2 separate regions of the Homo sapiens genome follow, and region 2 is linked to region 1. A link is a loop called in an ENCODE intact Hi-C map of the cell type or tissue named here. Cell type or tissue: heart left ventricle. All regions are shown on one strand. Links, peaks and the distances in the headings refer to the core of each region. The heading gives the core; the rest is flanking DNA.

Region 1 (5,359 bases), core at 88-5,087:
AGGCAGCCTCCTGCCTCTGGGGCTACTCCACACGGAGGTCTCCTACACAAGGAGCTCAGACTTCACTCTCTCTTCCTCAACGCCTCGGCTTGTGGCTGCCCCAGACCCAACTAGGTCATCGGACCCCAGGCTCAGGCCTGCCCAAGTCCCCACACAGCCCTGTCGCTGCTGTCTGCCCAGAGACTCCTGGCACATGGGGTCCCACGGTTCCCCACATGCACCATCTGGGCTGAGTGCCCAGGCCTGTGGAGCCCTGCTGCATAGGGAAGGGTGCACACGCCTCCGGGCCACCTGAGCAGCTGTGGAAGGGTCTGCACCGCCCTGGGCCCCTCCAAACTGTCTCCAGCTGCTGCATGTGAAAAATCCTCTCAGGAGCCCGGGGCAACCCTGCTTGGTGCCCTTCAGGACCGGCTCACCTGGCCCAGCTGGCTGGCTGCACCTCCAACCCCTCCTTCTGTCTATGTGGCCACAGAGGGGCTCAGGCAAGAGGCGAGGTGGGGCAGCCCGCACAGCCACCTCCTGTCCCCAGCCGCTCCTCCAACCCCCTCTTCTGCTGACTCCTTGACTCCAGCTGGGGTCCTGTGCAGCAGGTACCTTCCCAAGCAGGGGGGACCCTCCGAGGAGCAGGCACTCTCTGAGCAGGCACAGCTGGCGGGGGCAGGGGTGTCCCTGGAGGCAGTGTGTCCGCCAGGCCACACCTTCTCAGCCCTCTCCCGAAGCTATCTTAATTGTATCAGCAGATAAACCCTTCTGCTCCAACTTTAAGCCATTAAAAGGCATGGTTTCTTCAAACTTCTTCTGGGTGGGTGGATGAAGAGGAGAGTGGGGCTTTCCTTCTCACACCCTGACCCCACTGCCACCTTCCCTCTAGGAGTTCCTCCAGGTGGGTGGATGAAGGAGCTGCATGGAGAGAGGGTCTTTCCTCTTGCACCCTGTCCCCACTGCCAGCTTCCCTCTAGGGCTTTCAGTCCGGTCAGGACAGTCCTGGGCATGGGCCCCAGCAGTGCTCACAGCTCCCAGCAGGAAAGCTGCTGAAGCAGCCGAAGCTTTGAGAGGCCACGGTCAGTGCTGGGAGGCCTTGAAGAAGCTGCTGCAGGTGCCCACGCCAGGCCCTCCTGGCCCCACCAGTCTGCATGGGACCCATGCCCAGCCAGCCACAAGGCTTCAATGGGACTAGAGCCCAGGACACAGGCTGGGACCTACACTCAGGCGCCTGCAGCCCCACGCAGCCTCTCTGGGAGGGGCGGGTGACAAGCGAACCAGAGCCATGGATGGTAAGTCACCAAGCTGAGCTGGGAGGATGGGGTGGCCTTGGCTCCTACCAGGCCCCAAGCAAGCCTCAAGTCCCTACAGTAAATACATCTTCTGGGCTTCCCAGGTAGGCCAAATCAGCAGCAAAGCCCAGTGACAGGCCCCCCACCCCTCCCACTGCAGGGCTCCACTTCTGTGGTGAAACCAGATGCGGGTGACGTTAAACGAAAATGAATTTGCAACCTCTTCCTCACAGAACCCTCTTGGAAGCGGAGTTCAGGAAAGCCGTTACCCTGCGTCCTCTGGCCGACGTCGGCTCTCTGGGCGCTGACTGATGTGTTCTCGGAGCTCCCTGCGTGCCCGGCAGACAAGACACGGGATTTCTGTGCTGTTGGAGCTGTGGATCAATAGGCACTTGGCAGCCCGGGAAAGCCTCGCCCAGGCACTTCTTCAGTGTCGAGGCCTGTGTGGGAGGATGCACCGCGGTGGCTAAGAAATTTCTCTGGGTACCAACGTGGTACCGAGACCTCCACGGCGGGGCTAGCTCTGAGCCCTGTCTCCAGTGCTGTGGGTGGACATGTGTTCCCAGGGGTAGGGACACCAGGCTGAACCCAGGAGCAAGGGCTCTGACAAAGGCGCTTCAGGGATGAGGCACACAGACCGCCTGGCACTCAGGTGTCTTCCAGCCTGGCTCTCGCCACTTTTCCATTTTCCATGCGGGCGCAGAGCTCGGGGCTCAGCCTGGGCACCTCCTGGGGCCTTCTGCCCTGAGCCAGGCCCACCTCGCCTGGCGGAGTCGGTGCATGTCCATCCCAGACTCAGCCTCCCAAAGTGCTGGGATTACCGGCGTGAGCCACCGCGCCCAGCCTAATATCCTCATTTTTTAAGCATTAAAAGTTGCCTTCTGATCATCTCCGGTAGGAAACTCTCAGGCGCTGCGTGGGCGCCATCTCCTGGTGGCAATGGGCACCTGCAGGTCGCTCAAAGCCCCTCAGCCGCGTCCCCCCCACAGGCTCACGCGCCAGGCGCAGCTTCAGGTTCAATCGCCTTCTGGGAACAGGCCACTATTTTCTGATCCCTATTAATACCCGTGACAGCATTTATGTACAAGATAAATTCATTTCAATTTCCTTTTTCAATTAATGGCCTATTATTTGAACCAGACTCAGCTAAAAATATTGCTCCAATACCATCAATCTTGTAAAAATTAAATTTTCCTCCCTCTGACAGCCAGAGGGCACCTGGCTGGGGCAGGAGGGTGATTGTCTGGCTGGCCGCTGCTGCCCAGCTCTGCCCAGGACCCCGGGGAAGTCAGGCCCCGCCACACAGACACCCCGAGGGCCCCCAGCAAAGACCAGGCCACTGAGGCAGCCAGTGGTGGCCCAGGGGGCAGCGTTCCGAGGTCTGCCAGCCCAGTCTCAGTGACAAGACAGGGAGGACAGGCCCGCCTGGCACCAGCTTGGCATGAGCTAACTGGGCATCTGGGGCATCCTGGACCCTCCTACCTGCCAGGCAAGGCTGCCCTCCACCATCCACCTGGCCTAAAGCCTCACTCAGGGCCGTGGCTGTGGGAGAGATCAGGTCCGTGCCCAGGCAGGGAAGCCGGGGCTGGAGCCCACTGAGCTGAAGGGCGGCAGCAGAGGCACGGGAGCTCCTGCCAGGCCACAGTTCCCCGAGAGCAGGCCTGAGACCCACTCTCACTCCCAAGCCTTATCCTGTCCCATTTTCCGGAAACCCTCATCGTGAGGGTGACTGGAGGAACAGCCTCGGGGCCTCAGACACAGCACGGCTGCCTCTGGGTGGCCTGTTCAGCCGCCCTGGTGCCCCGCACCCTGGTTTCAGACATCTCAGAGACGTAATTGGGAAGCGTGTGTGCTGAAGAATGGGCTGCCAGGCCCACGTCACTGTCGGGCACTTTGAGGCACCAAGTACACAGCGGCTTCTTGAGGGGAGGGGCCCGGCCCAGCCCCTGTGCTTCCTCCCCTGAGAGGCACCTTTCCTTTGACGGGGGGCGCCGTGCTCCCCGCGCTGAAGGCTGCCGTACGATCTGCAGCGGGTGCAGACTATTTTGGCATCTCACAGATTTTGAAGGTTCTAGCTTTTCACATAATTTAAAATACCTTGTAATTCTCTTTGACTTGGGATTATTAACAAACAAGTTAATTTCCAAATATTTGAGACTTTTCCATATATCTTTTTTATTTACTTCTAATTTAATTCTTTTTGGTAAGAGAATGCGTTTGTATCCTTTCCATCTCTCAGAGGCAGGGGCAAGGTCTTTCTGGAACTAGACTCATGTGCCCTGGCGACTGTTTTGCTGGAACCACCCAGGGCCAGGGAGGAACCCTGGAAAGAAGGGAGAACAACCCCAGAGCTCGTACAGGCCTGGCACGGCCTGTGCCCGGCAGCCAGGTGCAGATGCCCAGATACGCACGCCAGGCAGAGTCTCGGGTGGACCTGAGCCCTTAAGCACAGGCCGCTCCGGACCCACCTGGAAAACCCTGAAAGCCAGGTGTGGAGGCAGCCGCAGCCCTCGGGGGCCTGAAGAAGGTAGCCAGGTGTGGAGGCAGCCGCGGCCCTCGGGAGCCTGAAGGAGGTTTTGCTGAGGCTTTCGCCCTCATGTGGAAAAACGTTTTGGTGGAAACAGAACTACAGCATGACGGCTGCCCCTCCGCCAGCCCATGTGTGCCTCGCTCTCAGGTATCCCAGCCAGGCTCGGACAGACGGAGAGGCCTGCTCTGGCCAGGGCCCAGCACGCGGGTGCCTTCTGTCGGTGGCTGCGTCCACCACTGCTCTGGCTGGAGAGCCTCAGATGCCAAGGGTGCGGGTGGCGGGCACTGCCCCTCCGCCCACCTGCACATCGGCCAGCAGGAGGGGACTGTGGGGTCCTCCTGCGGTGCAGAGCCTCCCGTCTCCACCCAGCCCTGTCGGTTTCGCGTCTAAGTGAGCTCTGATATTAGGGGCGCACGTTCACGACCGCTATGTCCTCCCAAAAAGCTGACCCCTTATCATCGTGAAATGACCGCTCTCAGCCCCGACAACACGCTCGTTCTGAGGGCACCCTGACATGCAGACAGCCACTCCTACTTTCTTCTAACGACTGTTTTACAAGGTACATCCTCCTCCGTCCCTTCACTTTTAAAATACCTGTGTCTTTATATCTAAAGGAAGCTGGAAAGAGCTGAGCGATGGTCCCCATGAGGAAGAGGTAGCTGGCGACTGGCACAGATGAGGCTCCCATGGCAGGGCAGCACGCAGAGACGGGGAGCAGAGCCCCACTCTTCCGAGGATGATGGGTGGCAAGGAAGGGCCTTCATGTAACTTGCTTTCAGCAATCGGACCTTGGCCTGCGTTGGTATGTTTATTCGGCTTGAAGCTTGTTGCAGTATTTGGATCTTTCTGTAAGTTTCATGGACTGATGAAGAAATCTGAGCCATGACATCTGTAAGCATCACCCTGTCTGCCTCCTTTCCCCGCTCCTCCTGGGGCTGCAGCCACACGTGTTAGGACACCTGGTATTTCACAGTGATTTCTATCCACTTTTCAGTCCTTCTCTCTGTTTCACTTTAATTTTGTGGCTGTCTTCAAGTTCAGTCACCTTCTCTTTTCTTCTGCAATGTCTAATTTGCTGCTCCCCCAGTGGTGTTTTTCTTTTTCATCTGAATAAGCCCCTACTTGGGAAACACATTACGTTGGGTCATGGCAGAGGAGAGTGAGAGGGTCAAGGAAGCTGCCATTTTATGGAAAGGATGGCAGAGCTGAGAGAAAGAAGCTGGTAGGGAGGAGGGACCAAGGGGGAGAGGGAGGAGGGACCAAGGGGGAGAGGGAGGAAGGCTGACAGGAGGAGCTACATCCTGAGCACAGGGGTGAGGGCCTTGGCTCTGGTGTGAGTGGGGGCCCCGTGGTCCCCGTGTGCCCCACAGAGCGTGAGGAGAGGCCGCTTGTGTGTGGGCAGCTGCTTGACAGGGCGAGGGTCGGAGACCGAACGGGGGATTCCCGGGATTGTACAGACTCCACTACTGGTGGGGACCACGCATGACAGCTGTGTGACCATCTCAGGGACAAGGACATTGATCAACTGGCACTGGATGCCCAAACAAGTGAGATG
Region 2 (5,359 bases), core at 180-5,179, 420 kb after region 1:
ATACCGTTTAGAGGCCTTAGGTACTTGTGGTCAGGCATTTGCTTCTGGGGAACAAAAATTACTTGGAAAGAGAAAGAGCTTGGGTGAATCACTTAAATCTGCCAAATGCATAAACAGCATTTGGTTGAATTGGCAGTCACATGGCTGCAGGCACCAGCCTGTTCCGGGTGGCGCTGTGGCCTCCCCGTCAGTGGCGTTTCATAGGAAAAGCCCAGGGCTCCGGGTGGCGCTGTGGCCTCCCCGTCAGTGGCGTTTCATAGGAAAAGCCCAGGGCTCCGGGTGGCGTTGTGGCCTCCCCATCAGTGGCGTTTCATAGGAAAAGCCCAGGGCTCCGGAGCCCGGGGTTGGCTTGTTCCTCTTTGTGGTGAGACCTCAAACTCCATTTTCTCTTTGGGCTTAAGTTGGTGATTGGAGGAAGCGGCTGGGAAAGCAGGGACCAGTTTCCTGGAGGAAGCGTTTGAGTCGGACCTGCCTGCCCTCAGCCCCCCAGGCCTGGTCATAAAAGGCCGCCGGTTTCCAGTCTTTTTTGTAAACACTGCTCTGCGTGATCTCGGGTGCTGAGGTCCCTCCAGACAGAGACTGCACCAAACCCAGGGCTTTACGCCACCGCTCGTTGGAGCCTCCTGCATCAGGGGCCCGAGGGAGCCTGCCGGACCCGCCCTCTTCTCTGTTGTCTTCACCTAAGAGCACTTTGATGTGATTGACTTAATCAAATCCATTTCAACGGAAAACCCCACACCACCCCAAACCACCTTCAACGTGCCTGACAGTCCAGGCCTCAGAGGGCGGGTCCTAGTGATAAGGGGCAGGACAGGCTCCCCACCTGCTGGCCTGGGTCAGAAAATGGTGAAGGAGATTAGGGGAAGTGGGCTGCTGGGTTGGCAGGTGCTCCGGTGAGGGCGCAGCGTGAGCGCAGGTGAGGCTGCTGCCTGCAGGCGTGGCCGCAGGTGCTCAGAGTCTGCAGGGTGTTATCAGGGATGCAGAGACACAGGAGGCGTGGAGAAAGCGAGTTTCCCGCCACAACCAAGTTCCGTAGCTCAGTGTCTGCAAACAACAGAAGTTTCTCTTGTAGTCCTGGAGATGGGAAGCCTGAGACCTGGCAGGGTGGGCCCTCTGGGCGGCTCCGTGGGAGGACCCGCTGTGCCTTCTCCCGGCGTCTGGTGGCTGCTGGCCACTCGTGGTGTCCTCAGCTTGCCGCCATGTCACTCCATTCCCAGGCTGGCATCTTCACATCACTGCCTCTGCTCCACCTTCACACTCCCTCGCCCCCATGCCTGCGTCATCTTCTCTTTTCTGTCTTTTATCAGGGTGTCTATCATTGGCTTTAGGGCCCATCCCAATTCAGGACCTCCAGATCCTCAACTTAATTACATCTTCAGAGACCTTTATTCCGAATAAGGCCACATTCCGAGGCTCCTGGTGGCTGTGTCTTTTGGGGACGCACTCGGGCCTGCTGTGAGGGATCGAGGCGTTTCCACCAGGGTCTCCAGGGAGGCACCATGGCCACTCACCCTGCACTGCCAGTACCTTGCATGGGGCTGGCATATAGGAAGACTTGCAAGCTTTTCTTGAACTGCAGTTGAGCTGAGAATGTTCCAGGACACAGAGCCCAAAGACTCGGGAGACCTGAGTGTAACCCTGCCTCCCCTTGCTCCTCAGGGCAGCTCCTCCCACAGGGCCAGGCCAGGGGCTTGGACTGTGGCTGATGGCTCCACCATCCAGGCAGTTTGTTTCCCAGGTGGGGTAACAGGCTGGAGGCAAGTGGATCTGCTGCTTTGTTCTGGTGGACAGCAGAGCCGTGGGTGTGCGAGGCCAGGCCCTGTCTCGAGGTGGCTCTTCTGTCCCTGCTCCCTGGCTGTGGGTGATGGGATGCGTGTGACGGGGAGAGCAGGCTTGGGTCACAGGGCCAAGGGGCTGGTCCCAGATGGAGCCCAGGCCACATGCTTGGGAAAGCGGGTGGTCCTGGGTGAGCCTGTCTGGCAGGAGGGTGAGGTCCTGTCTGGAGTAGACACCCGGTCTGTGTCCGCCGCACATGTGACAGGGCCCAGAGGGCACGGGAAGCCCAGGTGCCCTGTCCCCTGGTGAGTGGGCTGTGGGGGTTGAGCACCCCAAGGGAAGGCGTGTTCTTCCAGAGATTCCCCCGTAAGAGCTGAGCTGCATCGTGAGCAGGAGGGGCAGAGGGAGCCTGGAGAGGGTTGGGTCGCCTGGGCAGGCAGCTTTCTGGGGTGGTGCACAAGCGACAGAAAGCCTGAGGCTTGGGACCGGCTGAAGACGGCCTTGGGCTGCGGGTGCTGGCGCCGCTCCAGGCAGAGGTGGGCTCTGCAGCCCCCCCCCCCCCGCCAGCTTCCCCCCCAGCAGCAAGAGCCCTGGCCCCAGCCAGTGGCCCCAAGCCAGGCTCCTGAGGGGCAGAGGGTGAGGGCCGGATTTTCCACCATATTTGTCTCACAGCCTGTCTGGTCCCAGCCCCAGGGCAACAAACAGCCTTTCTGGAGCAGTTTCCAGACCTGCAGTGGCCGCCTTGAGCCTGCAGTGACCGTCTGCAGGAGGCCGCGGGTGCTGGGGCTGGCGCAGGAAAGCACCGTTGCTTCTGCGCCTGTGCAGAGTGAGGCTGGGGCTTCCATCCCGGGCACGGGACTCCTCGGCCTCCTGCGGCCGTGTGCATGGGAGGAAGGCCGTGCTGCCGAGCCACGCGACTCTGCCCCGTTGGCAGTGGGAAGCGGCAGGAGGGGGTCCTGCCAGGGGCAGCCAGGGGCTGCTGCAGCTTACGCTCACTGTCATTCTGAAACCCTCAACTGGCTTTCAAAATAACAATTTAAAAAATGGTCATAGGAAATGCAGGAAGTTCAGGAGAAATCCCGCCCCGCCCCGCCCTCCCAAGGCGGCCTCGTTCAAGCTTAGTCTCCGTCTGTTCTCGGGCTGCCTGCAGCTGCCCCCGCTCCTCAGCAGGTGTGGCCGCGTGTTCAGGAGCCCCCATCAGCACACGCGCCTCTGGGCAGCCCCCAACACAAGGCTCTTCCTGTCCCTTCAGGCTCAGCTTTCCCCTCCCACCGGGCAGGGAGGTGCTGAGGCCACGCCTGTTGTCAGCTTCCTGGAGAGGCCATACTTAGAGCCCATGGTGCCAGGCCAAGCCACTGTCTCCCGCACCACAGTGCTGCAGCCGGATCCACCCAGGCCACCGCTTGGCACCATCAGACATGCTTTCTTAGTTTGGGCCAGCCCGGTGCTCTGTGCACAGTGTGACTCCCAGTGGCCCCTTGCGGGAGGGAGGGTCACCGCTTTGCTTCACAAAAGGACTGAGTCTCAGGGAGGGGTCTCCAGTAAGGGCCCCGGAGCCAGGATGTGACTGAGACAGGTGCCTCCAGGGCCACACACTAACCAGTACAGGAACCTCTGGGGGCAGAATCATGGCCTCCAAAACACCCACATCCAAATCCCAGAACAAACATGTTACCATTCGTGGCAGAGAGGAATGAAGATTGCAGATTGAATTAAGGTTGTTAATCATCTGACTTAATTTTTTTAGAGACAGGGTCTCGCCCTGTCACCCAGGCTGAGTTCAGTGGTACAGTCGTGGCTCACTGCAGCCTCAACCTCTCAGGCTCAAGCAATCCTCCCTTCTCAGTCTCCTGAGTAGCTGGGACTACGGGTGTGTGCCACCACGCTTTCCGGGCATGCAGCCAGGAGCCCAGGGCCATCTGTGGCCCACCTTGAGATCCAGAATCATCCATTTCCTCCAGGCCCCCTGCTGGGCTCCAACTCCTTGAGGACCAGAGAGCAGAGGTTGTGGAAGGCCTTGGAAACGGGTCTGGATTACCTGTCCTGGGAAGGTCTCTCCCAACCTGAGTGTCAGACAGGGGTTAGCTCTGCTGCTCACAATTTTGTGCCTTAATTCCTGGCTTCCCTTTGGGGATCTTCATCCTCAATTCTGATTGACATCCTTGGCCACAAGGGACCCCCCTGCTCATTGATGCTTCTCACCCGTCACCTCACTCTCATCCTCACTGCTAAGCAATTAGCCGTGTGTTTGCGGCATCAGTGTTGACACCGATGATCCATGCTCAGAGGGTACAGGCCTGAAGAGCTATGTGGGGACTGGCGCCCCGGAGGGGGTCCCACTGTGGTGGCAGCGGTGGCCCCCAAGCCCCACGCTCACTCTGTGTGTCTCCTTGCAGGACAGGGTGAGGGGCCTTGGCCTCACGGTGTTGAGACGGGAGTCGGTCTCTGGAGTGTGGAGTGATGTGCGTCCAGGGTGAAGCTGCAGCCATGGTTGATGAGGCTTCCTGAGCGCAGGGCTCTGTGCTCAGTGGGTTTTCGCATTCATTCCCCAGTACCCCTCCGGGCTGCTTGCTGCTCCAAGCCCTGGAAAAGGATGTTGGGGTTTAGGAAGGCAAAACTCCATGCCCAGGTCGTGGCTGGTGAGGGGCGCTCCCCGCACAACCAGCCACTGCTTGGCTCCAACTCACGCCTGGATGCTGTTAGGCTGGACCCTGTCTGTTTGCAGATAGCGCCTGTTGACAGATGTGTCCTGCTGCAGACTTGAAACGCAGGACTGAGTCTCAGGGAGGGGTCTTCACTAACAGCCATGGAGCCAGGATGTCACTGAGACAGGTGCCGCCAGGGCCACACACTAACCAGTACAGGAACCTCTGGGGGGCAGAATCACGGCCTCCAAAACACCCACATCTTAATCCCCAGAGCAAATATGTTACCATATGTGGCAGAGAGGAATGCACCTGCCGCGTCTAGGAGGCAGAGGGGCTGCGGCGCGTCCCCAGGTGTCCCCTTGTGTCCTGACGATGCGTCCCCAGGCATCCCCATGCATTTCCAGGTGTCCCCACGTGTCCCCAGGCGTCCTCAGGCGTCCTGCCGAACAGCCCTGTGCCCTCCAGGTGTGCATTGTGCAGAAGCGGGACACGGAGAAGATGTACGCCATGAAGTACATGAACAAGCAGCAGTGCATCGAGCGCGACGAGGTCCGCAACGTCTTCCGGGAGCTGGAGATCCTGCAGGAGATCGAGCACGTCTTCCTGGTGAACCTCTGGTGAGCCTGCCATGGCCTCGCTGCAGAAAGACTTACCGTCCTGAAGCCGGGAAGGCACTGGCTATCCTCTCCTGCCCTTGGTGCTCCTTGGCCCTCGTGCCTCGGAGATGCCTCTGCCACCCACAGGCCCTCTCTAGCCCTCCTCATCTATCCCCCTTCCTGTGCCCCAGGCCTGGCAGTGGCCCAGGTGGCCATGACATGCTGGGGTTGGTTAATGCAGTGTCTCTTCTGAGCCTGCCGGAAGACCAGGGCTTCCCTACAATGGAGATGTGCTCCCATGGAGTCTCTGGCACTAGTCAGAGAGGGAGAGAGTTTAGG

Evidence for each region. Peaks named below come from ENCODE experiments on the same cell type or tissue, not always from the same donor. Only the 100,000 strongest peaks of a DNase experiment are listed, where the experiment ranks them.
Region 2: a loop joins it to region 1, with 6 times the contacts of the local background. A loop is called at or near these places in 13 of 110 quality-filtered maps.

What each region holds. Positions count from the first base shown.
Region 1 is chr10:132,651,741-132,657,099 of GRCh38, reverse strand. The region is part of intron 4 of INPP5A (inositol polyphosphate-5-phosphatase A); the gene reads right to left. Among named protein-coding and RNA genes, the nearest start is that of INPP5A, 120 kb to the right of the region's middle. In heart left ventricle, for the core only: a CTCF peak has its summit at 2,204 (motif pointing left); a DNase peak (open chromatin) is centred at 2,196.
Region 2 is chr10:132,227,659-132,233,017 of GRCh38, reverse strand. STK32C (serine/threonine kinase 32C) reads left to right here. Exons shown (of 12, transcript NM_173575.4): 3 at 4,890-5,041. Among named protein-coding and RNA genes, the nearest start is that of DPYSL4, 43 kb to the right of the region's middle. RefSeq lists an enhancer at 2,686-2,765. In heart left ventricle, for the core only: no CTCF peak of the experiment used is centred there; DNase peaks (open chromatin) are centred at 357, 977, 2,597 and 3,027; H3K4me3 peaks cover 677 bases.